Linked DNA regions of Mus musculus: region 2 is linked to region 1. The links are chromatin loops, found by intact Hi-C in ENCODE. Cell type or tissue: left cerebral cortex. All regions are shown on one strand. Each heading gives the region's core, and the rest is flanking DNA. Links, peaks and the distances in the headings are about the cores only. Region 1 has its middle 81 kb from the start of Gm31610. Region 2 has its middle 14 kb from the start of Gm31813.

What was found. Peaks named below come from ENCODE experiments on the same cell type or tissue, not always from the same donor. Only the 100,000 strongest peaks of a DNase experiment are listed, where the experiment ranks them.
Region 2: a loop joins it to region 1, with 3 times the contacts of the local background. A loop is called at or near these places in 2 of 42 quality-filtered maps.

The regions. Positions count from the first base shown.
Region 1 is chr3:21,562,699-21,578,761 of GRCm38, forward strand. No RefSeq gene overlaps it. Among named protein-coding and RNA genes, the nearest start is that of Gm31610, 81 kb to the left of the region's middle. In left cerebral cortex, for the core only: no CTCF peak of the experiment used is centred there; DNase peaks (open chromatin) are centred at 6,293 and 7,252; H3K27ac peaks cover 1,799 bases.
Region 2 is chr3:21,969,970-21,986,032 of GRCm38, forward strand. No RefSeq gene overlaps it. Among named protein-coding and RNA genes, the nearest start is that of Gm31813, 14 kb to the left of the region's middle. In left cerebral cortex, for the core only: a CTCF peak has its summit at 9,302; no DNase peak of the experiment used is centred there.

The DNA.
Region 1 (16,063 bases), core at 3,078-11,077:
ATAACAATAACATTGATAATAAAAGCAAAGAGAAAGAGAGGTATATTTAAACTGGCCACTTGCGAAAGAGGGATGAAGAGATCCAGTGAAACTCTCCCTCATCATCCTGAAATGAGATAAACAAATGGCTATGGACAGGCTGTCCTATGTCTTGTCAAGGTGTGGTTTCAGCCTAGTTGCAAGGGTTTCATTCTTTCAGAGAGCTAAGTTTCCAGTCCGGCTGGCATGTTTTGTTCTCCTACTGTGGGGAAATTCCCATTTCTTAGGGTTCCTGTTCCAGTGGTTTGATAGTCATAGAGAGACATGGGTATCTCTTTAGGACACCTTCAGCTCTGCCAGACACATTGCATCATGACTTATGCAGTGGTCTTTGGTTACCATCTCATTCATGAAAACCTGCTAATGAGGGGTGGAGCCTAGATCCAAACCATATGCTCCTTGACAGCAGAGTGATTAAGAACTTCCCTGGGCCAAGATGTACAAAAACAGTGTAGTGTGGCATATGAAAATGTCCTTTCGGCAGTAGAGTGCCTTTGCTCAGAATATTCTAGAAATTTAAGATTCTCTATTCCCACTAATGTTGAAAGGAAGCTCCAGGGCAAGAACTAAAATAAAATAAAACCTCTCACCCACATTACAAAGGAAATGAAGGAAAAAACTTTATGTATTTAAACAGTAAGAAGTTAACCAGTTCCCAAAGTTGAGTAAATTTGTTTCAATCTTACAAGTTTGACCAAAGATCAGTTAAATAACAAGTAAAAATTCTCTGTAGAGATTTTTAGAGATGACTAGCAGAATGCCGTATGCCACTGATACCTGTGTTTCCCTCAGGCCTAACGAGTCAAGAAGAAAACCAACCATGCTTGCCAAGTTCCCTTAATTTCCCACAGTGGAACAATGTCTGCTCAAGGAGCCTCTGTCCTGAAATGACTCAAGGCCTTCCTCCCTTGAGCAAGCACAGAAAAACATGGGGGGAGGGGACCCACATGCCAGAATCTTGCTAGCCCATCAAGGGCCTCATTATATAAACAGTAATGAAATGACTGGGGTTGATAAGTAACTAAACTTGCAGGTAAGTGTTCAAACTAATGATTTCATATATGTACACGTCTATACAAAATACACTTATCTCCCTTCCCCAGTCTATTACAAGGACAACAAGATTCTAATAAGGGCATTTCATTGTTCTAGACAGCAAACCTTCATTGGTTTTTTTTTTTTTTTTGGGGTGGGGAGGTTGTTGTTTTGTTTTGTTTTGTTTTGTTTTTAGTGTCACACAAGACAAAACCTATTGCGTTTGAAAAACAAAAGCATTTTTAGATCAAAACAGAGCAGGGACTTGCAAGATGAATAATACATACAAGTAAGGCACCCACCTCAGTTTTGTTGTGATTTATCAGCATGCAAGGGATGGGACAAAAATAAAGGGAAAACGATTCGATTGTTAAATCAAGCCTTCTCAGCTTCCTGGCTGTAGTCAATTTGCCAAAAGCCTTTTCTCTACTGTAATCCCATTTTTCAACATCTCATAACTAGAACCTGATTGATCATGTGGTCACATCCAGCCCAGACTCATTAGGCCAATTAAATCAAAGCATGTGTGCTGGAGATTCCAGCTCAGGGGCTGCTGCAGTGCCAGCAACAGCTTGGCTTGCCCACATTCCACAGGGTCTTATTTCAAGTGGTGTGATCCCCACATGGACGGTTTGATTTATTAAAGGGGACATTTTGTCACTCAGAAGGACTTCTCAGGACACTGGGTGGTGGGAGAGCAGTGAAACCAGGGCAATGTGACAAAAATAGGAGAACTTGTCACCCAAACCCGGAGGCAGCTCACACACACAGCAATGTATTTTAAGCATGAAGAAAATAGACTCTGTCTTAACAGCCTGGTTCTGTCAGAAGAGCGTCTCCCAGAGAGCCCTTCTTGGCTGTGGACTGTTCTGAGAACCTTTTTCATCTTTGTTGCCAAGGCAGCTGGGGGGAGGGGAAGCTGTGCTGGGTTTCCAAAGAATTGAGCAGCCAATACTATGAGCTTCCAGAACAGTGGGGCAGTGGCAGCCTCATCCTTAAGGAAAGGGGACTAAGAGATACAAGGAAGACTCAAGCTTGGGCAGTTTTTTAGAACCCTGACTCTGTCTGAAGAAAGCATCATGTGAGGTTCGGGTCTAATGGGTTAGGGACTAATTAATTGGCCAAAGATTTGACAAGGCTGAGGGTGGAAAGGCTCTTGGTTTTAGGGAGTATTTGGGTGTAGGAAGCAGCCCTGAAAGGTGAGCTCCCAGTCTGACTTTTAGATCCTGACAAGGAACATGGAGATGGAGGGAGGGAGCAGTGGAAGATTGTCTGTCCACGCTTCAGGGAAATGCCCTGACCTATTCACTCCTCTGTGCCCAGAGCTACAGCCTCAACACGCCTGAGTAGGAAGGATGTGTCTAAATCCACTCTGTGCTTTTGGTTTGTTTTTATCTTTGGAGAGAGAGAGAGAGAGAGAGAGAGAGAGAGAGAGAGAGAGAGAGAGAGAGAGAGAGAGAGTTTAAAATCTATTTTTGCCCAGGCATGAGTGATCATGCCTGTGTATCCTAGAGCGTGGGAGGCAGAAGGCAGGAAAGTGGCAGCTCACTTGAGATCTACATAGTGAATCCCAGCTAGGGGTCCATACTGGAATCCTGTCTCAAAAACACAAACAAAAAGATTTTCTTTGTGGCCACACAATTCAGTTCTATATTAGCTAATGAGTCACTTTTATGGACTTTTCAAAAAACTTACATACCACAGAACTTTAGAATTAAGAGCATTTTGGCCCAATATATTTGGTTACAAATGAGAGGACAGAGGTCTAGAAAATTTATTTCTCGAAAGAGATAAAGAAAGCTAAGAACTGAGCTAAAGATTTTCAGATGCAAACTTAAAGCCTTACTCAAAGGCTTCTGTGATGTGGAGGTCAGGGGTGGAGCTCTATTACAGGCATGTCCCCCAGAGCCCAGACTGCTCTCCACAACCCAATTCCTACTGGTCCTTTCCTTCTGCAGTCTTCAGCATCCCCCATCTCCTTGAGTAGTCTGATGCTTCTCACTAACACTGGACTTCAGTGGGCAATCAGATGACACTCCATCTCCACACAGCACAATGAAACTTCAGCCAGACACTTGTTCTTTCTTATCTTTCAGAAAATAAGCCATGAATTCCAGAACCGTCTCTGTGAGACAACTGGTCATCTCAGCTTGTTCTAACCCAGGGCCCCATTCATTCAGGACACCCTGGAGTGTTCAAGGAAAGTGATCTGCAAGCAGTAGGTCAGTAGGTCACACCCAGCAAGGAAACTCACCACAGGACAGACTGGAGGACACAGAAAAGTGATTCACAAAGAACCACCTCCTAGTTTCACTCTGTGAGGGTGCAAGTAGCCACACAGGACAGCAGGGGTGGGGTGGGGTGGTGAGGACCTAGAAAGGGTCCTGGTGTCATCAGCAAAGCAGGTGCTGGTGAGAAAGAGCATTGAATCAGGTCAACCAGGTGAATGACACTGGTTTCCTTTAAGGATTGTCTGATGCATATAGTATAATTTGATCAGATTCACTCCAGGTATCATCGTTTTTGTGTGTGATCCACTGAGTATAATCAGGATTTTTATGCAAGAGTATGGATGGGATGTTATTTACTGGAGCACAGCCATCTAACCAGTGGCTGCAGCACTGGAGAAAATGGCTCCTCTCCCCCTCAGAGTTCTTAACTGCCAACAGCTCCTCAGGGAGAGAAGGGTCAGGAACAGCCTTTTAAAAGATATCTATCTAGGGAGTGACTGCTGATTTTCTAAACTTCTTTTCTAATAACTGGAATGGTGTGTGTGGCAGGTGAGTTGACAGAGACTAGACTGTGAAGGCCACTGTAACAGATGGAGCATTTTAGTCAGGGTACAACCAATCTCTTCTCCCTCTGGCAAAACAAGACTACTGATTAAATGTGGTATGGCCTTCAATCTCCTGGGGTCACATGGACAGTAACAGCTCTAGAAGAACTTAGAAAAATATAAAGAAAAATTCACAATAAGCAGCTTATTCACAGCTTTGAGACATAGCGTTACTTTAATTAAAAAAAAAAACTTCTGGAAATATACTTTTGTTATATTTTGATTAATATAATATCATACCTTTTTCATCTTGGAAGTTCAAATTGGGGATAGTGTGGATATAGCTCAGCTGATAGAGTACCTAGCATGTACCAGGCCCTTAGTTCAAGTCCAAGGACCTTATAAACCAGGCACTGTGGTGCATACCTATAATCCCAATATTTGGGAAGGAAAGGAAGAAAATAAGTTCAAATTAGAATAAATGTCTGTAAAGGAAAAAGACAGTCACTATTAATTTTACAATACTCTAATAACTTTTATTTCTATTCAATATTTTCTTGATTGAGAATAGCTGGTGTCTTGAGTTGATTGTGTGTGTGTTTGTGTGTGTGTGTATGTGTGTGTGTGTGTGTGTGTGTGTGTGTGTGTGTGTGTGTGTGTGAATATGCAGACTGTACATTCAGTTTACAGTCATCAAGAACGTGAAGAGGAGTGCATCAGAGCTAAAGAGATGGTTCAGTGGTTAACATCTCTTGCTACCATTGCAGAGATGTTCAGTTCCAGGACCCATAAGGGAGACTCACAACCATCTGTAATTGCAGATCCAGGGAATTTGATGGTCACTTCTGGCCTCCTCAGGCACAAGGCACATAACTTGTACATAGACATTCATACAGCCAAAGCACTCATGCATATAATCTTTTTTTAAAAAATTAAAGGAGAAAAAAATGTACGTGAAAGACTGTGGTTTTTTAAAATAAACTTTCCTCTCTGTTGAACAGAAAAATAAACGAGATTATTTTAATCAAATCATAAAACTAATAACCATGCATTCAAACTGACATTTTTATATTATATTTTGAGAGAGGAAATCTAAAACTCTTTGTGTAGCTGAGAGTGGCCCTGAACTTCTGATCAGTCTGTCCCTACCTATCTCCTGAGTGCTCGGATAACAGATGTGTGTGCTGAGCATCAAAACCTTGGGCCTCAGCATGCCAGGAATCCCTCTACCAATTTCGGATATAGCCTCAGCCCCAAAACTGATACCTTTAAATGATTGCATTAGGCAAAGCAATAGAGAATCAATAAATCTCTTGTGCAGAAGAATTGCGAATAATTTATGTTGGCCTATCACCTTCCAGGAAGCAGGGTTTAATTATCTATTCTTTAAGTCTACTGTGCATACTAATGTATTTCCAGAGGGTATTGTTCAACCTTCCCATCAGGCTATGAGGGCAAATAACATTGAGAAGCAACTCCAGTCAAATGCCCTAGACACCACATTTTACAGTCTTTCAAAGTCCGTTGGTAGAGCCTAATCATAAGAAATACCAGATATATAACAGTTGATGAACAATCCCAGAGCACCAGTCAGTTTTCACTCAAGTTGTCAATATAGTTTTAAAATACTGATGTTCTGGAAAATTCTTAGACAAGAAGAGTCTCTACATAGGGCCATCCACCCTTTTGACATTGAAACATAACACTGCAATTTTCAAACTTTTTAGGCCCAACTCAGCTATCATAGAGTGCATGCAGCCTATTAGGTGGCTGAAGGTTGGACCTTTCTGGCATTCCACAGAGACATAGGTACCAAATATAATATGGAACCATAACTGGGAGTTTGGAAGAGAAAATAGATACTGGTGTACCAAGGAAATAAAGATGAAGTTCAGACTTTGGATAAAAAGGATGCCTTGTTGGGTGTAATGGCTAGTTTTATGACAACCTGACATAGGGTATAGTCACCCAAGAGAGGGAGAAATGAAAATGCCTAGGAGCCTGGGCTGTAGGGCATTTTTTAAATTAATGATTGATATGGGAGGGCCCAGTTTATTGAAAATGGGGACACCACTGGGGTGTTGGTCCTGGGTTCAATAAGAAAGCCAGCTAAGCAAGCCAAGGGGAGCATGGCAGTAAGCAGCATACTTCCACAGCCTTTGTATCATCTCCTGCCTCGAAGTTCCTGTTTCAGTCTCTGTCTTGACTTCCTTTGATGATGAACAGTGATATGGAAACATAAGCCATATAAACCCTTTCCTCCCCAAGTGGCTTTGGCCATTTTGTTTCATCATAGCAATAGTGATCCTAAGTGACAAAGACATGGTAGGAATACTGGCATGAAAGAAGTTTACAAGTGTGTCACTGAGAGCTTCTTCTACTACTACAGCTGGAAGACTTTACTGTGAAGAAAAAAGTCTGTATAGTGGCAAGAAGCACTCAAGCAGCATGTCACAGTAATCTGGAAAGGCTACATACCACATCAGGAAACTATTGAAGTGTAGCACAGATTGCCTGTGGGAACCAGAGTTCAACACAAAAGCAATGGAATAATTTCTTATGATCATGTAATTCCATGTCATTTATATAGTTTTTACTTAAAACTTAATATTGTTCACATACTGCAACAAACACAACTTACTAATGTACGATCCTTACTACTGTATGAGCCTTACTAATATATGATGCCTTTCATGAGGAAAAGTGAATGAGGGGCACATGGGAGCTCCCCAAACTGTCTTCCCCTTTTTCAGTAGTTTTCTAAAACTATGAAATTAAAGTTTTGTTTAAAAATTTGCTAAACAACCAGCTATGGGGGAAAAGAAAGATAAAAAGAAGAGACAGAGAAATTAAGATGGAAGAGAAACCAAAGAAGAGGGAAGGATAGGGGACATGAAGAAGGAGGGAAAGAAGGGAGGGAAGAAAATGAGAGAATGGGGAAGGCAGAAAGGAAAAAAAGAAGATAGAATAGTAGAAGTGAGTATTACAGTGAGTTATAAGTTAAATGTCAAAACTAGCTTTCAGCCAGTTGGGGAAGTACAAATTCTTGTCTAAATGCTCAGAACAATGTGTAAGAATTGCTGAAAGGGAGTCACAAGCTCAATTAGCATACTGATGAACTGGTAGACCAAACCAGACCAGGGTGCTGAGCATGTGGCCTGCAGAACACAAGTTCTGAGCTCAAAAGAGTTGGGCTTGTACCAAGAACTCTCTACTGTTTTTAATTAGGAGTAAGAGTTGAATTGTGTTTCTTTAATCATCATCCTGACATTTTTTTGTCACCTTCATAAATCTTTTTCTATTTAGTCACAGGCAGGCCAGATTCTCACATCTTGAAGGTGGCCTAGTAGGACATGATGTCTGGTGCTGCTGGGCCTGACCAGCTCTGGCAGAGTCTTTTTGTGGAGGGACTGAGTCATCTCATCTCTCACTTTTCCTACCAGCCAAGTATTTTTAACCTACTGTCAGCCATGTGGGGAATGCAGTTAGGAAGAAAAAAGAAAGTTTGTTTTTAGTGTTTCTGCTTTCGGTTGCTAAGTCTAAGAATGCATCACTGGGAGAAAAAGAAAAAAAAGGCAGGGTCTTCTATCCAAAAATAATACTGGTTTGCTTAATATTTACTTCATTTTTTTCCTATGCACTAAAAGTGAGTGTCTGGAACCCTCAGCAGGGGTCACCTTTTTTCTAAGCACGTAACTCTGTAGTGGCCCATGCTACCACCCAACTTCAGGATCATAGAGATGGTTGTGGCCAGCCTCCTGAACCAGGAGAGCCTTTACTAACAGGTAAACCCCTATTGATCTGTTCTGCTAGAGATCAAAATCCTGGGTCATAAATTCTATGTCCCAGTGCACATTCAAAAGCCTCTGAACACAGAAATGCTAAGCATCATAAAAACAATTAGCTCTAATATATAAATGAAATTACAAGAGTTCCATTTTGCTTTTAGTTCTAAACTAAAAATTTTAAATTGACAGACAAGAGCCATAGATGATGGAGCAGGAAGGGAATGGAAAGAAGAGGTTTGTTTCTTACCCAATGTTTGTATACAGAATATCAATCATTTAAACAAAACTTACCTCCCTTTTCTGTTATTGCATGGTACATTAAAAACTGGATTTCATAGATGGGTCAGAAGAAGCCACAGTGGGGACTAACTATTGCAAAACAATGAAACTCAGATGATACAACTCCATGTGGTACATTGAAAAATAGAATAAGCTGTGTCCTTGGGATAGGAAAGTTAGGCTTCCTATAGTGAAGTGGCTAAGCACAAACTCTTTTCCCAGAACAGTAAACATAAAGCATAGACCAAGGAAGACGAAATTTAAAAAGTATACCTCTAAATGTTAACCAGATGCCTGGGGGTGAGGGTCTAGAGTGCTTGCCTAGTATGCAGGAATCCTTGGGTTGCATACCCAGTATCATATATGCTGGGTTCCGTGGTGCATGACTGTAGCCTTAGTATTAGAAGATGAATCAGAAGTTTCAGATCAGAGAATGATGACATGTCAGGTCTATAACGTGCTTGCTGCACAACTACGAGGATCTAAATTCAATCCCCAGCACCTTTGTAAAAGTCCACACATCAAATATACTTGAAATCCCAGCTCTATCGAGGCAGAGACTGGAGGGCCCCAGGACCTTGCTAGCTGTCGGCTTCCTAATCTTTGAGCCCCATGATCTAGTAAGATACCATGTCTTAAAAACAGGTGTACAACACCTAAGGGACAAGACCCAGGCCTATCCTCTGGTCTATACATGTAGACATGCACACATGCACACCTGAACTCACACGAACCCTAACTCACACACTGTCCATGCACACACACACAATTCAGAAGTTCAAGATCATCTTTGGCTACAACAGTGAGTGAAACCACCCTGACCTACATGAGATCTTGTCTGAAGCCAATGAAAGCAAAGCGTGATCAGAGGATGCTGAAAAGGCTGGGAATTTGAGACAAGCCTCACGGGGAAGAAACTGATAAATGACTCATGGTACCAGCCAACATGGAAGAAGACTTCCTGAATCTAAGGAATACATGCCTAATGTCTGCCTGTAGATGTTTTGGGGGAGACCAAACTCAGGCTACAAAAGGAAACCAGATAAGTACATATTCCAATAGAAATTGCCATATGCCACAGAACGTAAACAGAACTCAGTGTTTCTATTAATCTATGTAGTATTGATTTGCCCCATTTCACAGATAAGGAAACAGGCACAAAATGATCGATCCAGCACTCGAGCTTGCACAGCTGTCAGTGTGCTCTTGAGCACTGATCATGTTATATCCAGGGCACACATCACCAGAAAAGATCATGCACAGTCAACTTACACTGGAGATATATTGAACTCACATAGTGAACTATATGCTACCATACAATTTGGAGATAAAAACAAAACAAACAAACAAATCCTTCATTTCATGTTTTCCTGAAGCATGCATTGCCAGATGACAGAGAATAAAATAAGTAAGGACTGAAGATGAAAGATTTAGTGGCAACAAATATGGTAGACTTTCAAGTGAGATAAGTGAAATTTAAATCAGTTGAGTCACGTGTGTCACTGAGAACTAAGGAAAGGGAAGGGACATGCTATCGAGACAAGTGACATTCGTCACTTGTCAATGCTATCTGTGAAAGCATTCAAAGCATGCACAGCCCAGACCCTGAGTGAGGTAATGGCCAAAGGGGATTTGGTGACTAGAATCTATTCATCTTTGGCTGTTTTGCTGATGTTTCAAAATGTTTCTAACCCTTTATACAGGTGTAAAAATCATATACACATCACATAGAAAAATACTAAAAGTACCTCTGAGTCCAGTATCCTTCCAGAAACAGCTCTCAGGTCTCCAGTTACTCCTGAATCTTTTCTCATCTCATACTACAAGCACCTTGTACGTCTCCCCAGTTTCTTGGGGTGTGTTCCACCTTAAACATTGCTTTTGGGTTGTTGTTGTTGTTGTTGTTGTTTGGTTTTTTTATTTTGTTTTTGTTTGTTTGTTTGTTTTTGTGTTTTTTTTTTCCCTTCAAGACAGGGTTTCTTTGTATAGCCCTGGCTATCCTGGAACTCACTCTGTAGACCAGGCTCACCTCCAACTCAGAAATCTGCCTGCCTCTGCCTCAGTTAACTCTAGCTTATGTCAACTCGACATAAAACTAGTGAGTACACTTTATATCTCTATTTTGTTAAAAAGAGAAAACAAATTTTAATCATATGCCCTAGCAGACTGTTGTTCCCAAATACTCATGAGGTTTTTTTTTTTTTTGCCAAGTGCTGCAATTTATCAGCAAGAATAAGGTTCAAGATAATTAATTGTGTGTATGGGGGGGAGGGGCTATGGGCAGAGTACAACCCTTGGTACCATTCTCAAGACTATCATCTATTGTTGGGGATTTGATTTGTGCTTACACGATAATTCGCACGTCTGCTGCAGGTCCCTGACAACAGTTGGGTTTTTTTTTTTTTTTTTTTGCTTGTTTGGTTTGGTTTGGTTGTTTGTTTGTTTTGACTGTTCAATAAAGAGCCAGCGGCAGAGGTAGTACTTTTAGGATTTCCGAGCAAGAAATGCAGAAGAGAGAAGGAGTAGAATCGCCAAGATGGAGAAGCAGAGAGATTAGACGTTAGAGCCCCCCGACATGTAAGAATCTGGGAAAGTAGCCTCAGGGGCCACTTCTCCAACCGAGTCTGGCCTAGCAGAGATGAAATATAGATTTAGCAAGTATCACCTCAGGAATATTGGATGGGAGTGTGTAGGCCACCTCAATGGCTGGGCCATTCCTGAACTCCCACATGTCTAACATACTCTCCTCCAGGAAAATAGCTTGATTGGTAAAGTACAGCCATGCAAGAATGAAGAGCTGAGTTTGATCTCCGACCCCTGTAAAAATGCTGGGCATGGTGACATATGCTTCTGACCCCAGTCTGAGGTGACTGAGATAAGCAGAAGGATCCTAGGACTTACTGGCCAGCCAGTCTAGTTAACTGGTGGACTCCAGGCCAATGAAGGACTTTGTCTCAATGGAGGTGGATTGTAGCAGTAAATTGTTAAAGGTCTTCTCTATGCTCCAGCGGGTGCTCATGCAGCTCTGCACCCGCCCCAGAGTTCTGGATTCACAAATGAAAGATACACACATGCAATCAAGCTATTTTCCCATCCCTCCCAAGTTAATATTTAAAATTTTTTTTAATGATCTCAAGTAGCAAAACATTTCTCTACATAACCACAAAGAAAAAGAAAATAATTAGTCTATGCAATTTTGCTATTAATATGTAAAAGCTTTATTTTATGATCAGAATATCCAAAAAGAGCATATTAAAATATCTCAAATAGAACACTTAAAAATAAGGCCATTTTTTTTTTATTTTTAGTGCAATCGACTTGGACCAGTAGTTTATGCATTATATTATTTCTCAACTGACAATTTCATGGCATACACATTTTATTTCTATGAAGGTCACTGTAAAAATCTAGTGTGTGATTAGAAGGATATGTTTCAGTTCCACACTGGTTTAAAAAATGAGGAGGAAAAGCTAAGTTATGACCAAGCACTGGCCTAGCACTCACCCTGGGATCAGTCATCAACATAACTTTATTTTTTAATGAGAAAAAAAGTCTAATACAGAGTAGTATGAAATTTATAAGAACTTGGTCTGAATCTGTCCTTATCACTATATTGTAGCAAATGCTCTTCAGTGTCACAGAACTGATATGAAATTGGCCAGGCAGGAATTTCCACTCCATAATTATTACTGTGTTTCAAAGAGTAGAAGATAAATCTTGCAGAAGCAAACTTATTTGGAGTTATTTCCTCTGCCTGAACCTCCCTGGAAGGAAGATGATTAGATATAGCCTCGTGTCACACTGGACAATTGATTATCATTACACATGCCTGAATTCTTCTGTTCAGTGGCCCATAGGAATCAGGGCTGCATGTCTCACTGCGGAGAGGCTCTGCAGGAAAGCAGGAGGCAAAGGTCTGACCACACTATAGAAACTACCACCAAGTCTATACACTGTACTAGGCTCCTCCTCCCCCATCTTTCCCTAAGCCAGTATCAAGCTTCCTCTCAAATCACTTTACTTCCTCAGTGTTCCTGGCCTAAGTGCTTTGCTCAGAACCAACAGTAGCTTTTATTTCACTGTCCTTAGTCATTCCTGCAATGTTTCCAAGGTACCTCACAAAGTCACCAAGTGATAGGCAAGATATCAATCCCTTCTATTAACCAAAGACCAAAGGCATGAATGAGAACCCTGAAATGTAGGAAGTATGGCTCCTCTATCAGGTTCTTGAGATTAGATAGCATATTTAAAAGTGCACAGGAAAAAACGCTGGTGAGAGCTGATATACAATAAGGATCTGGGGAAAGGCAAAACTGATGATAGAATCACAGAATGAGACTTTCCAAACTCGTCCAGCCCAATAATATCATCCTTTCTCCACTGATCCACCTCCCTCTCCCAACTTCACTGTTAACCTTAGCATTGCCTCTGCCCAGATAGCACTTATGTTCTTCCTCAGCAATTCCCCTTTCTGACTGCAGACTTTAGTGGGTTATTTGCTTCTTTTCTTGTCTCTGTGACCAAATACTTGTCAAGAAGTGACTTGTAGGAGGAATGGTCAATTAGGGCTTATAGTGAAACAGAGGATAGTCTATTATGGGAGGGAAGTTATGATGGCAGACACTTGAGATAGCCTGTACTATTGCATCTAACATCAGTGTGGTGGTATGAACAAGAATGGTCCCCACAGGCCAGACAGTGGTGGTGCATGCCTTTAATCCCAGCACTTGGGAGGCAGAGGCAGGAGGACTTCTGAGTTCAAGGCTAGCCTGGTCTACAGAGTGAGTTCCAGGATAGCCAGGCTACACAGAGAAATCCTGTCTCAGAAAGAAAGAAAGAAAGAAAGAAAGAAAGAAAGAAAGAAAGAAAGAAAGAAAGAAAGAAAGAAAGAAAGAAAGAAAGAAAGAAAGAGAGAGAATGGTTCCCACGGGCTCAAATATTTGAATACTTTGACCACAACTGGTGGAATTACTTGGAAAGGATTAGGAGGTATGGCCTTATTGAAAAATATTATATCACTGGAGTGGGCTTTGAAATTTCAAACATCTATAGGATATTCAACTAGCCTTGTGCTTGTGGACCAAGCTCTTGGCTACTGCTCCAGTACTTTGCCTGCTGACCTACTGTAATGTTCCACTCCATAATGGTAATGAACTCACCCTCAGAAATTATCAGCCCCAAGTTAAACACTTTCTTCTAAAAATTGCCTTGGCAGAATGTCTTATCATAGCAGTAAAAGCAGGCCAATTCAGCTCTCAGCACCTGTTCTAGGGAGCATACAACTACCTATAACATATGTTTCAGGGAAGCTGATCTTATCTTATCTGACCTCCAAATATACCTATATCCATGTCAGTGCATACTTATAATTAAAAATAAAATGAATCTTAAAAAGAAAAAGAAGCCATATTAGAACTGAAGAGGTGATTCAGGCAGCAAATTTCTTTCCACAAATCACAAGGGCCATAGTACCCCAGAACCCTCTAACAATTCTGGCATGGTGGCAATACTTGTCATTCCTCCGCTGGGAAGGAGAAGACAGGAAGATGCTTGGTGCTTATTGGTTACACACTTTTAACTGGTGCTAATTGGTCCGACGGACTTAACTACATGGCAAATTCCAGGACAGTGAGATATCCTGTCTCAAAAATCAAAGTGGACAACTCCTGATGAGCAGTGAGGTTAACCTCTGTCCTGTACACACACACACACACACACACACACACACACACACATACAAACACACACACACAGATATATATATATATATATATATATATATATATATATATATAGAGAGAGAGAGAGAGAGAGAGAGAGAGAGAGACAGAGACAGAGACAGAGACAGAGACAGAGACAGAGACAGAGACACAGAGAGAGACACAGAGAGAGACACAGAGAGAGACAGAGAGAGAGATTGAGAAAAAGAGGAGGAGAGGAGGGGAGAGGAGAGGAGGGAAGAGGGGAGGGGAGGGGAGGGGAGGGGAGGGGAGGGGAGGGGAGGGGAATTAAGATTAGGAGGAGTTTTGCACATCCAAAATGTAGTGCTAGCATTACTTATGAAGCTCTACTCCCTCTCACCCTTTTTTCTTTTATTGGAAACAGATTCTCTTCTCATACAATGTGTCTTGATTATTACATAGGAGTTTCCTCTCTTTCTCTACTCCTCCCAGTTCCTGTCCCACCTTGTCTCCACTGCAATCTCCTCCCTTTCTCTCATTAGAAAAGAATAGGCTTCTTTTTTTTTAACTTTTCATTGATTCTTTGTGAGTTTTCCATCATGCACCTCAGTCTTGCTTATCTCCTGTCCCCTCATATCCTCACTTCATCTTATAGCCTCCCCACTAAAACACAACACACACAAACAACAACAACTCATACAAGAGACCTCATCGTGAAGTCTGCAGTATGTCACAGTGTGTATCTTTCTTGCTCTCATGCCTTGGGATCTGAGCAAGTAGAAAGCTCAACTTCACCCATGCCTCCAGAGGGCAGTTCTACTGTGGTGCCCAGTCAGGGTATAGGCACCCACTCTCCCAAGTGCTTTAGACTATGAAAGGCTTTCTCATGCCCTCCCTGCTGGCTTACCTGTGACTTTGCCATCAGGGCCAGCTTCACTGTGTTAAACAGGGAAGGTACAGGGCCCACTCTTCTGGAGTGAGGGTGGCAGGGCTAGGTCTCCTACTCTCATGACCTCAGGGCTACCTCTCTCTGCTGCTGCAGGTGGCAAGGGTTGGGGAGACAGCATCCCCCCTGCAGGCATGTCACTTCACACCAGATGAGTGTTGGGGCTGATCTCCTATGCTCTTGGCCTTGGGGCTGGCTCATCTGTGCCCCCTCAGCCATAACCAGCACAACCCTTCTGCCCAGGCGAGGTGCACGGCCTGCTTGTTCCAGTGCTGCACCCAGAGAGGGACAAGGCTAGCTCACCTGCTCTTATGACTCCAGGGCCAGCTCTCCCAACTGCCCCAGGTGGTAAGGGGTGAAGCGATAGAGGGCACCTCTCCGTACCCATGTCACCTCAGCAGAGGAGTGTCAAGGCCAGCTCTCCTGCACTCTCACCCTCAGAAGTGGCTCACCTGCCACCCACCACTAGGGTCAGATCTTCTGTGCTGTCCCTGTCCCAGTGAGGTGCAGGGTCCAATTTCCTGAGTGTTAAATTTGTTGAGGGGCAAGGATAGTTCTCCCGAGCTCATGGCCTTTCCTGACTGTCAGAGGTGTCAAGTGGCTGGAGGGAGGACATCACTTCTGCGCCTACGCCACGCTACAGCAGATGAGTGACAAAGTTAGCTCTCCCACATTCATACCCTCAGGACTGACTCAGTGACACCTGCTTCCCGCCACCACCACCACTCTATGTCCCCAATGTCCACCATGACTAGCTCCATTGTGCTCCCTAGGAAAGGTGCAGGGCCCACTCTCCCAAGTGCTGCCTCTGCTGAGAGATGGGGTCAGCTATTCAGAGTTCTATATCCAGTAAGATACAGAGCCAGTTATACATAGCCCCTGGACATCCCCATGGTGCCCAGCAGCTACTGTGACCAGGGACATGCCCATATTCTGTAGTGAGTCACAGTCATTGACACCAACGGCTTCTTCTGCATAGCCATGGACTCAGACGTGGCCCTCAGTGGCAGTAAGCAGGTGTCTATGGCCTGCTTGTGCAGTGCACTGGAATGAAGTTCTGTGGGTGGAATGGCAGCCCACAGGTCTCTATCTCTCCTCCTCCTTCCACACTGTACTGCCTGGATTTGATTTGTTTTTAATTGAATTTTATGAGTCCTAGGCATAAGACAGCTTTGGCTACTAAACCAGGCATCAAGTTAGAATGAATAATGGACTGCCATCTGTTTTGCCTCTGACCGACATAAGAACACCACTAATAAGGTGCTTTTCTGCCCATTGCTAGATGAGCAGACTTCTAAGAGGTAATAACCAAACATACAAACTAAAATATAGTAAGATGAGGAAAAACTGTCACATTGAAGTTGGACACAGCAAGCCAATAGGGGAAAAGGAGTCCCAAGAACAGGCACAAGGGCCAGAGACCCACTCATTGTCACAGTCAGGAGTCCCATAAAAATAATAAGCTTATAGCTATAATATGTACACAGAGAACCTGGTGCAGACCCGTGTAGGCTCAGTG
Region 2 (16,063 bases), core at 5,142-13,141, 410 kb after region 1:
CTGAAGGTCTCTTTCTCACTAAGTGTATTTGTCTATATGGAAATGAGAATCCTGACCTTGGGCTCATTAGCACTCTCTGAACAGCTAAGCTATTGAGTGGCTGGCATGTCCCCGAGATAACCTAAAATCATGTTGAGTTGATAGTAATATTAAGAGGACAAAAGGCCGTTCTCTGAGCCAGTCTGCCACCATGAAGGAAGGAAGGCCTTGGGTTCACACTCCTAACATCACTTCAGCGCAGCTTTCCCCTTCTGTGACTCAAACAAACACAAAAGTTCTCTAACTTTGGTGTGGCTTTTACTCTACAAACAAGGATTTATGAAAAATGTCACAGTATTTCATTTCATCCCAATTATTTGAGTATTGGCCCTCAGTCTTCCTGGACCTTACCGAGTTGTACAAACACCCTTGGGGCAGTTACCCAGAACATACTCTTGAGAAGACTCTTTTGAGGCTGTCTTCATCCTACAGACACTGAACAGAATGCATAAGTAACTGCTTTGATTGACTGCTAGAGGTCATCTTTTGTTAGGTGTGACACACAGTATTGTTTTAGGCATTATAATTTCTCTGGTATAAATTGCCCTCACACGCATTCCTCTTGTCTTCACAGCAAGTCCTCCACACCACATTGTCATTTGAGCTAAGAGGTCACACAGCTCCACTTATTCCCGCCAGCCTTGGCACAGATCTCTGGGGTGCAGAAAGCCCCAGTATCTGACATCAGCCTCTCCAAGCACACTAAACTCACTCATCTGCTGGCTCCCTGGAGGCTGCAAACAAACTAGGAAAGGTCACCATGACTTGAAGGCCAGGCTAGATGCCACCATTTTTTTCCCAGTCTTCTTCCTTCTGTCTGCTTCTAACTTCCTGAGTACAGCCTGAGCATAGAGCTTTTGAAGGAAAAATGAGCACAAAGGGGGAAAGGCGAGCAAATATAAATTTATAGCTCAGTTATGCCACATACTCTTAACCCTAACTTACCAAACTTATCAGTCAAGCTGTTACTGACCAACAGTGAGAACTGAGGCAGTTTACTATAGGCACTTCCTGCAGCTTTGATTTCCTCGTCTATAAAATGAGAATAAACTTCAATCCAAGTGCTTTACAATTCTATTTTAAGACCTAAAGAGTAGGAATAATCTTGCACCTTTTCCACAACCTCTTTTCTGTTTGTTGATCTATCTATTATCCTATAATCCTGAAAAGGTGTAACAGTATTTTATAATGAGATAAAAATAAGTTAGATAATGTTCTCTCCTCTGTTTGGTTGGCATGCTCTCTGGACATGAGCACATGCACACACACACACACAAACATACACACTCTTTTACAAACATGTCCTATGTGGAGCCAGTTGTGAATGTCCAGTGTATTCCTTTGTCAATTGCTACCTCATTTTTTTGAGGCAGAGTCTCACTAAAACTCGAGGTCACCACTCATCAATTTGGACAGACTGAGCAGTAGACTGAAGAATCTTCCCATCTCCACCTCGACAGCACTGGGATTTTGTGTACACCACACCTAGGTCTCACATAGGTGTGAGGAACAAACTTAGGTCTTCATGCTTGCAAGGCAAGCACACCCACTGACTGAGCCACTTCCCCAGTCCATGTTGTGCTTTTTAAACGACAATCCAGCACTTATATCCTGATACAGTTTTTACAGTCTCTTCTATGTCTATTTAACTATTATATTATCTACCATATAGTCTCGTGTTCTATTAGCTATTTTATATTTTCCTATTTTTCCTCAGGGCTAAACCCAAACTTCTCAATGATGTTAATCTGTGGTGGTTTGAAAGAAAAGGACCCTCATAGGCTCACAGGGAGTGGCACTATTAGGAAATGTGGCCATGTTGGAGTAAGTATTGCCTTATTAGAGGAAGTTTGTCACTGGAGGCAGGCATTCAGGTCTCAGATGCTCAAGCTGGACTCAGTGTGGCTCACACACGCTTCTTGCTGCCTGCAGATCCATATGTAGAACTCTCAGATTCCTCCCCAGCATCAGGTCTGCCTGTGTGCCACCATGCTTCTCACCATGATGACAATGAACTAAACCTTTGAACCATAAACCAGACCCAGTTAAATGTTTTCCTTTAAATATTATGTGGTCATGGTGTCTCTTCACAGCAATAAAACCATAAGATATGACCCTTTACTCTGGAAGTTACTAACCTAAGATGTTTTTTTCTACCCCTATGTAAAAGAACTGCTAGAGATACCTTCCCAGCTATGAGAAGGACTGAATCATTTTTCTTACACTGTCTACTCATGATGGCAGCATGAAAAACGTTGTGAATTGCACATATGATGCACTGTGGATAGCATGTCCATTCTATGCCGGATAAAAGGTTTTAACCCATGAAACCCCAGAGTCAGCATCTGGATGAAATTTCCAGGGTCCACTCTCAGAGTCTATGGATGATTCAAAACTAAAACCAAAATGAAACAAATAAAAACACAACAACAACAACAACAACAACCAGACGAAGGAGATGAGCTTCTTCTCTCTTTGGGTAAATCTGATTTATTTTCAGACTAATTATTAATCTGCATGATAGACAACAGCTTATTGACCAAAAGGCATTCTCTAAGAAAAGTTACAGTTTCATGATTAACCTTTAAAGCTAATATATTCTTGAACTAAAGCTGCAAGCTGCTTCCCTTCTCACCCAGCCCTTACAACCGCCATAGCAGGCACTCACTGTGACTTCAAGGGGATCCTGGCTTGATAAAGTCAGCTGTACTTCATGGCAAGGGATGTTAACTAGCATCTACTCTAGCCTTCCTCATGGATCCAGTTTTCTACATCTCTGAGAAAACAAAGCAGTCTTAAAGATGCTTGTACAACACATGATCAGGATAGACTACATGTGACAGCTATGGCAGGTATAACTCAAAGGCTGAAAGATATCATCATGTTCAGATAACATTTTGCCTCCTTTTTGGTTTTTGTTTGGGTTGCTGTGAGGTAGATTTTCCCTATAGCCCAGACTGGCCTAAAGCTCATTATGTAGACAAGGGTAATTTTGAACTTCTGATCCTCCTATGTCCACCTCACCAGTGCTGGGATTACATTCATGCACCGCCATGCTAAGTTTATGCAGAACTAGGGATGGAACCCTGGGCCTCTGGCATTCTAGGCAAGTGCTCTACCAACTGAGTCATATCAAAGCCTTTGTCATGTAGTAATACAAATATACTCATCTGAATTCTCATGGAGTCTAAGTAAAATAGATCTAATCTCTACATCAATTGTTGAACATTATTTTATATGAATAAGTTATTTCTTGTGTTTTCTTATCTTGACACAAGTTCCAAACCACTGACTAGAGAACTGCATAATACTGAAAGCAAGAATTTATTGTACTAAGAGTTTCAACTTGAGCCAAGCTTTGACTAATTTCAAAAGACTCATATTAATAATAGTATCATTTAGTCTTTTAATCCCACTGAGTTCAGGAGCTATATGAGGTATCAAAGAATTTCACAGACAGCTGTTCTTTTCGGTACTCTTATAAAATGGTGGATATATATTATAACTGGGGTTTAAAATGTAATTTTAGAAACTTGGAAAGGAACAAACACTATAATTTATTCTTTTTATTATAATGAATTCTAAGGTAGAATTAGGGTTACATGACTACAGTGTGGATATTATGGATATTATAAGTCTTTAAGATTAAAGTCTTGGGATTTTTGTTTTATGTCAGTGTGACTTTTATTAGATGAAAGAAATGGCCACACAGTGTGACTTTGTAGTAGGGACTGCCAGTAGTAACATCAGTAGATTCTGTTAGAGTTTGAGCAGGTGGCTCCATCAGGAACCTGCTTGCCTTGCAACAGGAGGGTCTGAGCTGAATCCACACAATGCCTGTAAATGCCAGGCATAGCAGTGATGATTGTGTGCAGTCCCGGCCCGGAGAAGGTGGCGACAGGGAGATTTCCCTGGCTCCATGACCTAGCAGCCGAGCTGAATTGGTAAGTTTCAGGCCAACGAGAGACTCATGTCAGAGATGCTGGATGCTGCTCCTGGGGATAACAATTGAAGCCAACCTCTGGCCTTCAGATTACATGCACACACACGAACACACACGTGAGCATAAAAGATACCCCTCTGGAGTGGAATGATTTTTTTCCATTATAGAGTTACTTATGTTTGATGTTCTTTAAAATTATGGTAAGCAGTCATTTCTCAATGGTACAGTCCTTTCTAGGAAGATTTCTAGTCTGTCATTTCAGTCAGCCCCTCTTTCCTGCACACGTCTGTTTCTATCTACCTCTCTCTGCCAGAGCTCAGCCTTGTTCTAGTTTTGCTCTGTTGCTGTGATAGAACACTCTGGCCAAAAATAATTCAGTGAGGAAAGGCCTAATTTATCTTACAGTTACAGGTCACAGTCCATTCTTGAGGGAAGCCAGGGTGAGAACTCAAAGCAGGGACTAGGAAACAGAAACCATGGAGGGATGCTGCTTGTTGGCCTGCTTTCTGTGCTCTCTGGCTCACACTCTTTCAGGTTCCTACTCAGTTAAGTTTCTCATACAGCTCAGGACCACCTGTCCAGAAAATGGAGCTGCCCACAGCAGAACAGACCCTCCTATATCCATTAAAACAATCAAGACAGTCCCTCCAGGATCTATCCACAAACCAGCCTGATTTAGGCAATTCCCCTGCTAAGGTTTTTCTGTCAGAAGACTGTAGACTATCCTAGGAAGACAATAGAACCTAACTAGGACAATTTTCAACATCAACTCGACTGGATTTAGAATGGCCTAGGAGACACACTTCAGGATGTGTATGTGAGGTTATTTCCTGAGGAGGCAAAACCTACTCTAAGTGCAGGCAGCTCTTTACTTGTCTAGGGCCTTAGAGCCTTAATAAAGGGAAAGGCTGAGAAAGTGAGCTGAGCTTCAGCATTCCTTAGTTCTGACTGTGGACACTGTGCGGCCCACTGCCTCACTCCCCTGGTTCTATGTCTTTCCACCATGGTTAATTGTATCCTTACACTATGAGCCAAGATCAACCTTTCCCCCACAAGTTAGTTCTTGTCAGGTACTTTATTATAGCAACGAGGACATTGGAGCCTGATATCTATACCTGGAGGATCAGGAGACCAAGTACAAAGGGAAGAATAACTTCCCAGCCTCCCTCTGCTTTGAAGACTCCCAGTGACACTCCCTTTCAGCAGCCATGGGTCACAGGGCTCCCCTATTTATCCCGTCTTGGTCCATCAAGTTCTGTGGAGCTTATAAGATATCCTTCAGAATAATATTTTAAACACTCTGAGCAGACTTACAACTCTAGACAAGATAAAGTAATAATAACTTCCTCCTTGGGGGAAAAAAATCCAACAAGTGGATCAGAAAAATTGCTCAGCTGGTACAGGCTTGTCCACCAAACCCGGTGATCTGAGTTTGGTTATTAAAGAATCAGGCCACTTGGTGATGGAGAGAACTGACTCCCCCAAGCTGCCCTCTGACTTCCACATGCTCCCTGGGACACGCGCGCACACACACACACACACACACACACACACACACACACACACACTCCGTCTCACCCAATTCACACAGAAAATAATTTTTAAAATATTTTTAAATAAGAACTGGGGCATCTGGGGCAAATGATCAGAAAACAAAGACCTGGGGCTCTAAAGGTCTTTAGAGGACAGGCCTGCCACTCAGCTGAGAACTTACTGCCTCAGGCAAGCAAAAAAGTTATCTGTATCCAGGTAGAAGCCAAAGACATCTAAACAAAGGAGATCGGTAAATCAGTAAATCTGTCTTTTTATGAGGTCATCTATGTAAGAAACCTAAGAGAGGCTGCACAAAAGGTGTATGCAATTATAAACGAGTTTGAGAAAATTGCAGGATATAAAATCGATATGCAAAAGCCAATAGTGTCTTTAGCAACACTTGAATAGCCCTGGAGAGGAGATGATCATGATCGACAGTGGAAGAACAGTCTAGAAGAGGATGCATCATTCCTCCACACGGGAGCTATGGAGCCATGGTACTAAACTAGGAGACAGGAAAGACTGTGGAGTCAAGGAGACATGCTCACGTTCATGGCTCAGAGAAATCCAACAGAATGAAATCAGTGAGCTAAAAATACTGTCCACTGGCTAAGACTATGGCTCCGTTTTTAAAGACTTTGCGTGATTAACAAGAGGGCCAGAGTTAACATTACCAGACCTGATGTAAATGCTGGGTGGCTACGCAACACCCTGTGGAGAAGCAGTGAGGGAAAGTTGGAGAATAACAATGTGTATTAGCAATATTAGCAAACTTAACCAATAATCTATCTTCTTCTCATAGGTAACAGCAAACGTAGAACATTTAGCTGGTCTTCCTTAATAGGCCCAGGCTTCTTATGTGTTCCTGATACATGACGACAATCCCCAGAATGGTGCTCAAGTCTGAAATAAACACTCTTTCTTAGGGACCAAGAATAAAAGCGTTGCCCCCACACATACAGTGGAATCAGCTGAAGGTGCATTGTAAGTCTTCTGAAAAGGTTTCCTTCCTTCCTTCCTTCCTCCCTGCTGGTTTTCCTTTTCATCCTAACAGTGAAGGGAACAATGTGGTAAATTTTATGTGGGTTCCTGACTTCTAATGTGTTTCAGTCTAAGGCTCCGTTTTCAGTCTCCACTACCAATTTAAAAGGATTCTATAGCTAAGGATTAAGGAAAGCAGACCTATACCAGATACATTTCTGAGAAATAGGAAGAATCTGTTTCTAAATAACATGAATTCTAAAAATAAAAACAGTCAATATTTGTTGCAGAACTTGGCCACACACTACAGATGATGGTTCCCAAGGGTAACTTAGAAATGTTTCACAGTGAGCTGAAAACACCATTTTATTAACACAGGTGCAATTTGGGACATTGCAGAACCAAGCCTTTGAACATTTCATCTTCCAGTCTCTGAGTGCCCACATAGTTTCAGACTCTGTAGCAACATTCCACCTCAAGCTGATGTTTACAAGATGTGATGGTTGAGAGCCACGGTTACCTAGAAAGTATCTTGTCTTAGACTTGTGATTGAAGTCTAGGACAATATAAAAGTCTAGGTGAATATAAAAGAGTTAGCAAAGGCTGCCCTGCCTTGTGTGAGAGATGGGAAAGATAGGAAAAACCAGAGTGGCGTATATGCTGTGGATACATGACAGTGGTGAGGAACCGGCTGCTGTGAGTGACCTGTGCCAAGGTGATATTCAAACCGTGCTGCCACAGAGGGCCATGTCTGGGTTCTACTGAAGCCAGATGTGTGTCAGTGTGTCTGTGTGTCTGAAGCCAGATGTATGTCTGTGGACTGTGTTACCACTGAAGGCCATGCAGATGTCTGTGGGCTATGCTGCAGCCTGAAGTCACATTGATGTCTGTGGTCTGGGTGCCAGCATGTACCATATAAATGTGAGTAACCTGTGCTGCTGTCTAAGGCCATGGCTGTGTCTGGATTCACGCTTCACTGAGGACAATGTCTGGGTCATGAGATTAAATAATTAAACTGAATTAATTTTAGTTTAATCTTTACTGCAGCAAGGTCTCTGTTGATGTCCTGTGTTACCAACAATGGACACTTGGATATCTGTAGTCTGCGCTGCAGCCTGAACCATGTTTATATCCATGGGCTGTGCTGCTGCTATGGCCATATTGATGGGAGTAGCCTGTGCTGCCACTGGAAGCCATGAATGATGCCCATAGTCGAGGCTGCCTTGTCTGGTTTTTTTTGGTCTTCTGCAGCCAGGGCCATGTTTATGGTCTATGCCAGAAATCATATGGAAGCCTATGGTCCACGTTTCAGCTAACTGTAAAGAGCAAAACAGCTAGTTCTGCAGTGACATTGGTGATTGCAGACACATAGTTGACAAGAGCAACATAGAAGGTTCTGTGACAATCCCTACTTCTACCCCAATCACCACCATTCCACCTGTCAAACCCCCACCTCAAAAGAAATAGCCTAAAACAGGAAACCACTGAAGAGAACTCTTAAAAGTGTGATAAGGATGCTGAAGTTAGCTCTCCACCATTGATAGCTCTGCAGGGGTATGGGAGGGGAAGGACTCAGTTCTAGTTAAGCAGCAGGCCACTGACAGTTTGACCACGCTCCAGTGGGTATATAGATAGCACAGGTTGGACTTGAGTTGTTTTATTTTTTGAGGGGGAGATTGTTTTATTAATTTAGCTTAATTTAATTTAATTTTAATCTTTATTTGGAGGAGTCACAGGGTGGGAAGGACCTGGACAGACTGGAAAATGAATGTGATAAGGGTGCATGGTGTGAAATTCCCAAAGAATTAATAAAAATATTATGTTAAAAAAGAATTAACAATTCACCCAAATTAAATTAAAAATTATAAACATGAGGCTGGATCGATTGTCCCATGGTAAGAACACATGTTATACAAGCTTGACGATTTATGTTTGTATCCAAGAATCCACTTGAATAAATACAGATGCTGGGAATGGCCCCAAGCACCTGTAAGCCCATCGCTGTGGGAGACAGAGATAAGGGGCCTTCTGGAGCTTGCTGGTTACCAGCTAAGTACCAACTTCCAACTTCAATGAAAGACCATCTCAGGAACAGAGCAGAAATTGATAAAGTAGGATACAGCTGTCCTATTTTGATTTCTTGCTCACATGTATAGGCACACGACACAAGCATATACGTGCATATAACACACACACACACACACACACACGAGGCATGCACGTGTAAGCAAAGTATAAACACTATGACTAGGGATGTGGCTCAGTTGATGTGTGCTTGCTTAACAGCCATGAAGCCCTGGATTTGATTTCCAAAGTTGTATAAACCAGGCATACAGGCATATGCATGCAATCATAGTACTTGGGAGATGGAGAGAGGAGATTTAATCAACCTCAGATACATAACAAGTTCAAGCCCACGCTGGGCTACATATGATCAGGAAAAAAAAATCTACAGAGGATGAAAAGAAGAAAGGAAGGGAGGAAGGGAGGAAGGGAGGGAGAGAGGGAGGGAGGGAGGGAGAGGGAGGGAGGGAGGGAGGGAGGGAGGGAGGGAGGGAGGGAGGGAGGGAGGGAGAGGGAGGGAGGGAGGGAGAGGGAGGGAGGGAGGGAGGGAGGGAGGGAGGGAGGGAGGGAGGGGGGAGGGAGGGAGGAAAGGAGGAAAGGAGGAAGGGAAGAAAGGAGGAAAGGAAGAAAGGAGGAAAGGAGAATAAGACTCAAAATCAAGTCATCTTCTCTGAGTGCTCCAGGTTGAATTGTGCAGCAACCCTTGTGGTCAGACTTGCACACTGCTCTTTCAAGATCAGAGATTTTATGTTCTTGAAACATAATTTTTTATGTATATACTTGTACTTTGAGAAGAAATTCTATCCAGGTAAAACACAACAGTACCAATCTCTCAAAGTACAGAACGAAGGGTAACGTAATCGAAACATAATGCTGCTAGCCACCCCTCAGTGTGAAAGCTCTGGGGAAGCATACTAACGGGGATAGCATAAATCACAGACAGTGAGTTACCTGTCTCTGACTGTGTAAACATTTAAACCAGACAAGCTCAGCAGAACTGACCTAGAACACCTGCCAGAGTAAACATACTTCCTCTCCTTGTCACTCACTATGTTCTGATACCCCCAACTAGCTCATTCCTTCGCTTGATTTGGTGTTTTGAATCATAAAACAAAGGGTTTCACTTTGTAGGTCAGGCTGCCTGATGATCTTACCATCTTCTTGCCTCAGTCTCCCAGCGTTGAGATTACAGTCTAGGGAAACCCTTTTCCCTTGCCTCACTAGAGCCTTGGAGAGCTCTAAGAGGGACTCAGGGCAGATGCTCTTATCCCATCCCACAGCTTTGGGAAATGAGAGCCAAGGAAGCTCTCCCAGATGCAACAGTGGACAGTGAACCCTAGGCCTGGATGCTAAGGATCCTTCTGAAGCCCAGGCCTCTTTCCTTTCCAAAACATAGTCTGCTTGTATTGCAACAAGATGGCACTTCTTAACTGAAAAAGAGAAAATGTCACTGGACTTATGTGAGTCCATTTCTTTAGTTCCCTTGCTTATCATTCCAATTCCTGGCTTACAATTTCTGAAAACACGAAAGGAAATGAAATAAAGAATAACCTCAAACACATAACAGTTGAACAGAATATAGATTTAAGAATGTCCTTAGGCATCGATTCAAAGCACAGCACAAAGCACAGCAGAACAAGGAGAGAATGGGTGTTAATGTTCCATTTAAAAAGCCAAACTTTGGGAGAGAAAGAGGCTTCCCATAAAAGTAAGCTGGCTTCTTCCAGCTTTAATCATAAGCATGAGACCCCAGAGCCATAGAAACTGTTCACTTCAGGATGTAAACAGTAAAAGAAGGTGTGAGATTTCAGTCCTTGGTCAGAAATCACAAGGGGTCAAAAGGACTTGATGTCTACTATGGACAGAGGAAAAAGGCAAGAGAGGAAGACAGCCTTACAAGGAGAAAGGACAGAGGAGAGGAAAAGTCAAGGAGGAAGGAATGAGAGGAGGGGAGAGCAGAAGAGAGGTTTGGAAAGAAAATAATTAAGGGTGGAGGGAGAGAAGAGAAAGAAAGAGGAAAGAAGGGAGGAATGGGAAGACAAAAGGAGGGAGGAAGAAAAAGATCTAGAACAAAAACCAACTTCAAGCCCAGAAGGAAATTATTTGAGCTTGTTTGAAAAAAACACGAATTAGTAAGCATGTGAACTTAGTACTGCATGAGAGTCAAAGGGATCTGATGGTCTCCATCTGTGCAAAACCAGTCACTGAGCCCAGGAGGCAAGGGAACGTGGGCACTACAGGAATTGAAAGTGTAAAAAAAGAATTGAACAACTATTCATTTATTAGGGCAAGGCATGTGCACCACAGTGTGTGTGTGGAGGCTAGAGGACAATTTAGGGGACTAGGTTCTCTCCTTCTACCATGTATAGCCCAGAGACTGAACTTGGGTCTTCAGGCCATCTCACCAGACTCGAGTGTAAAATTTCAAAAGTCAAAGTGTAAATTTAGCACTAGACTGAGAATGTGGCTCATTGGGTAGAGTGCTTGCCTCTTGCGTGCATGAAGCCCTGAACTGTACTTCATAAGCCTGTCATGGTGTTGTCTACAACCTCTGTATTCAAGAGGCTAAGTTAGGAGCAGCTGAAGGTCATTTCTGCCTGTACAACAGAGGTTACATGAGACCCTGAGTCAAGGAAGAAAGGAAAGAAGGAAGGAAGGAAGGAAGGAAAAAAGGGAGGGAAGAGAAAGGGAAGGAAAAGAGGAGAGGAGGGGAGGGGAGGGGAGGACAAGAGGGGAGAGCTGAATCCAAGGGTGTTCTCAGGCCTTGATCTTTGGTCTTCTCCAACCCTCAGAGAAAAACTGAGGACCTCTTCTCATTGAGTCCTACCATGGTTTGAATCTGAAATGTCCCGCCAGTCTCATGTTTGAATGATTCCTTCCCAGCTGATGTGCTGTTTGGGAAGCTGTGGAATTTTTAGACGATGAGGCCTGACTGGCAGAAGTAGATAACCTTTAGAGGTTAGAGCCCAGCTGCTGTTCCATTTCTGATTCCTAGTCCACCACAGAGGGAAGAAGCTCTCTCACACTCCCACTGCCACCAGCATCTTCTTCCCATGGACTGACACCCTCTGAAACCATGAGCCAGAATAAATTTTCCTCCCTTGGCTTGAGTCTGGCCAGTATTTTGTCAAGATCATCCAAAAGTGAAGCAGGTAGGGATGCAGTTCAGTTGACAGAACACTTGCATAACCACACAAGGCCCTGGGTTCAATGCCCAGCACTACAAAGATAAGTAACTAGCGCTGCTTTCAAGCCCGGTTGCCTTGAAGTTAAACCATCACCATCAGTTTCTGGCTCCTGGTGTTTCAGATCCAGGTGGTCCTGGAACATCTTGGCTCTCCAGGGTCTGTACCTTAACATGTACAAATGGATGTTGGAAACGCCAAGCCTCCAGAGTCACACAAACCAACTAAGTTAACTTTTTACAACAGCAAAGTAGAGGTAACAAGATGGTCCTGTGGGTAAAGACACCTTCTGCCAAGCCTGATAACCTGAAATCAACTGTAGAAATGCACTAAGCACTGTAGTGCATATGTGCCCACATATATTTTTAAATAGTGTGGTTTTTAAACTTAAAAAAAACCAACCTCTTATTTATTTAAGTTGCATCTATTCCACCCTATGTACATATTCTTTATGACAAAACACACACACACACACACACACACACACACACCTGGTTCCATTTCTCTGGAGAATTTTGATTCATAAACTTAAAAAAATTTTAAAAAGGGAGGGGTTGGTAAGGAAAAAAAAATCAAACTGACCTCATGGGTCTCCTTAATAACATACAATGATTGAGCCTTGGAGAAACATACACAAAATTTTAATGAAAAGAAACAGTGACTCCGGAGCATTTAGTAAGGACATCATTCTAGAATGATGACAAGCATGGATCTTTTCAAAATAAAGGAATCAGAGAACAAGGGCCATGTGACCTCCTGGGAAAATAGGACAGTGAAACTTAAGCAGGTGAGAGAGAAAACATAAGAAAGATGAAAGCAGCTGAGCGTGAAGCCTGGCAGAGAGCTTGAGACACAGGGAAGTTACACTACCATGGTAGAGATTACAATCACAAGAGCTGAGCACTGTCAATAGGGGCAGCTTGAACAGAGTAATTATGGAGCTTGGTGGTGGAATGCTCGTCTAGTTAGTGAAATGGACAAAGCCCCGAGTTCTAGCTCCAGCATTTCAAAAATCAGGAATGGCAGAACTCTCTGTGATCCCAGATATGGAAGATGAGGTGGGAGGACAAGAAGTTCAAGGTCACCCTCAACTACCCGGAGGGTTTGAGGCAAGTCTGAGATAGGTGAAATCCAGATTCAAAGGAAAAGAAAGAAAAGGAGGAGAGGGTGTTAAAGTCAAAATCTTTTTTTTCCCATTTTTTATTAGGTATTTAGCTCATTTACATTTCCAATGCTATACCAAAAGTCCCCCATACCCACCCCCCCCCACTCCCCTGCCCACCCACTCACCCTTTTTGGCCCTGGCGTTCCCCTGTACTGGGGCATATAAAGTTTGCACGTCCAATGGGCCTCTCTTTGCAGTGATGGCCGACTAGTGTCCCCCAGGGCTCTTTCTGCTAAGGCTGGGTTCCCCTCGCAGTGGTACTGTCTTTGAAAGGTGGCGCCTCAGGGACAGTCTTCAGGCCATGCAGGCTTGCCCTGGCAGAGGATTGTGGGACCGCAGTCCCTTCTTCCTCTTTCTGCTTTTGCTCTGGCTCTTGAGGTGACTACCCCCAAAACCTAAAGCAATGAGACAGCCAGAGCGAGAGAAGCAGACTCCAAAAGTAGGATCTAAATTAAGATCCCAGACATTTGTCCCAGCAAGTTGAAGATAATGCAAGAACACAACTCGCAACAAATGGGGGAGTAGCAGTAGGGGCTGTGACATACCTCCATTCTCTGTTATCTAAAATTGAAGAAAATACCTCTACCTCTAAGTGTTTCTCACAACCTTTCATATAACATTGAAGAGCTTCTGTAGAAAGTACTTCTAATGGAGAAATTGCTTTTCTTCTTCATGTGTACTTGTATAAATTTATAGGTATGGTGAGATATTTTGACAGATCCAGACAGTTGCTAATGATCAAGTCAGTGTAATTAGCACACCCTGAGTCAAAGACAAAACGAGCTTTTGAAACTCCGTACTTTTGATTTTTTTTTTTCAATGTACTTCATTTGATTTTTCTTTAAATTCAGTGGTTTTGTTATCTTGGTAATTTTTCCTCCTTTTGGGATAGTGTCTCATGAAGCCTTATGTAGCTAAAGATGACTGAACTTCTGATCTTCCTGTGTGAACCTTCAGAGTGCTAGGATTACAGGCATGCACACCATGTGTGGTATACGTAGTGCTGAAGATCAAACACAGACCTTTGTATGTGCCAGGCAAGTATTCTATCAACTGTGGCAGAACATTTGTATCATAATACCATTTTTATATAGTCCATCTATTTAAATATCTAGCTGGAAAGATTCAAGTCAGCAGTAACTATGCAATTTCTGGTGATTCCATTCTAAGTAAATAATAAATGAAGCTTATTTTCTCATTACTACTTGACTAAAGAATTTGGGTGACTTTCAAAAACATCCAAGCAAGGCTGGCAAGGTGATTTGTTGTACAACAGCGCTTCCAATACCCAGAGCCCACGTGGCAGAAAGAGGCAGCAGAGGTCCCTTGACCTCTGCTCAGGTGCTCCAGCCAACAAGAGCCTCCCCACCCCCTGCTGTTCCAAACACACACTGAATAAAGAAATGTTAAGCAAAATAAAACAACTTTGCAGTTCTTAATGGAAGGAACAGCTTTCCTTTTTTCCCCATTATTAACCTTTTTAGTTACCCTACAAAATAGTAAGTTTCATTAAGCAGTTTCTTTCTTAAAACACAGCAGGAGTCATCTGAAAGATCCTAGCAGGAGTGGAGATGTAACACATGCTCTTTAACTTGTTTGGTTAAAATAAATTTCAGCTTCTAAAAATACTGTGTTCTTCCCCAGCTAGCTTCTTGCCATTTAAAATTTGACACAGTGCTTACCAAAGATGACTCAAAATTCAGTTATTCTTATTTCCTGCATTCTTGATTTCCATACAGAGCTGCAGAATCTTTCCAAGGAAAAAAAAGTGGACCTTCCACCCACTCCTACTTTCCCCTGGTAAAACTGCCCTGGCTGCAGTTTACCTTCAAGGTAAACCAGGGAAATGACCCAGACACTGCCTTTCAGGGAGCAGGATTCCAACATGTGAGTAGTGGTAGCAGGTACTCCTGATTTTAAATAATGCCTCTCAAGAGGCCCAATGGCTAAGAGCTCCTGCTTTGCAAGAATGAAAACCTGAGATCAAATCTCCAACATGCAAGTAAAAAGCCAGGCATGGCTGGCTGCTCTCTTGTATACCCTCAGCTTTGCACGGTAGAGACAGGCAGATTCTGAAAGTTCATTGGCCAGGCAACTCCAACTAAATGCTAATCTTCTGGTTCAGTGGGAGACAGTGTCTCAAGGAACTGAAACCATCAGAGAAAGACATACTATACTCTTCTCTGGCCTCTGCATAAGGACACACACACACACACACACACACACGACAGAGAGTGAATAATGATTCTGGTATTGTGGCTATGTAACACCATTGCTTTTTTGCTGATTCTAGGGGAATAAGACTACTGGATGTGAAATGTGTTAAGATTTAAACAGGCAACATATGTAAATAAATTGACACAGATTAAGTCTTAAGGAATCCATAGTTAATAGTGTTTTCAAAACAATTAACGATGCTACTCAACCACAATGAGATCATATCCTGATAAGCCCCTCAGTAGATGAAAATATCACTTAACACCCATCACCTACTGGACAAACCAGCTAAGCAACCATGCTGGAGAGTATTGGTTGCTCACATTTGTGATCCCAGGCTGACCACAAACTGAGAGTACGGTGCCACTGCCCACTGTAAGTCATACCCCAAGAGGAAGATCAAAGCTCAACAACCCAAAAGAAATAAAAAAAAAATCACTAAAGCCAACCACTTTAGCTGTCAACATAAAATAGTTTCATTAGTTGGAAAGTAAAAAACAAAACAAAACAGAACAAAAACCTGGAGAATGAACCAAATTGGAGAACATTCTAGAAATCTCTCCAGAGTCTGCTTTTCCGATGTGTATGGAATCTGTGTTGGTTTTCGTTGTTGTTATTTGCCTTGGTTTTTAGTTTAGTGAGTATTACCTAGGCCTAGATGACCCTTCTAATTACATAGTTGAGGAGAACCAAGAACACTGATTCTTCTTCCTCTACCTCCAAAATTAGAGGATCACAAGAATGTGTTACAGTTCCTTACTTACATGGTGCCGAGACAGATGCCAGCGCTTCGTGAATGCAAAGCAAGCACTCTACAACTGAGTTATATGCCCCGTCCCAGCACTTAAGTTACTGAGGCAGCATATAAGGCCTCTCCAAAGATTCCAAGAGTGGTGTAGAAACCTCTGAGGGTTTTTGTCCTATCCACAGCTAGAC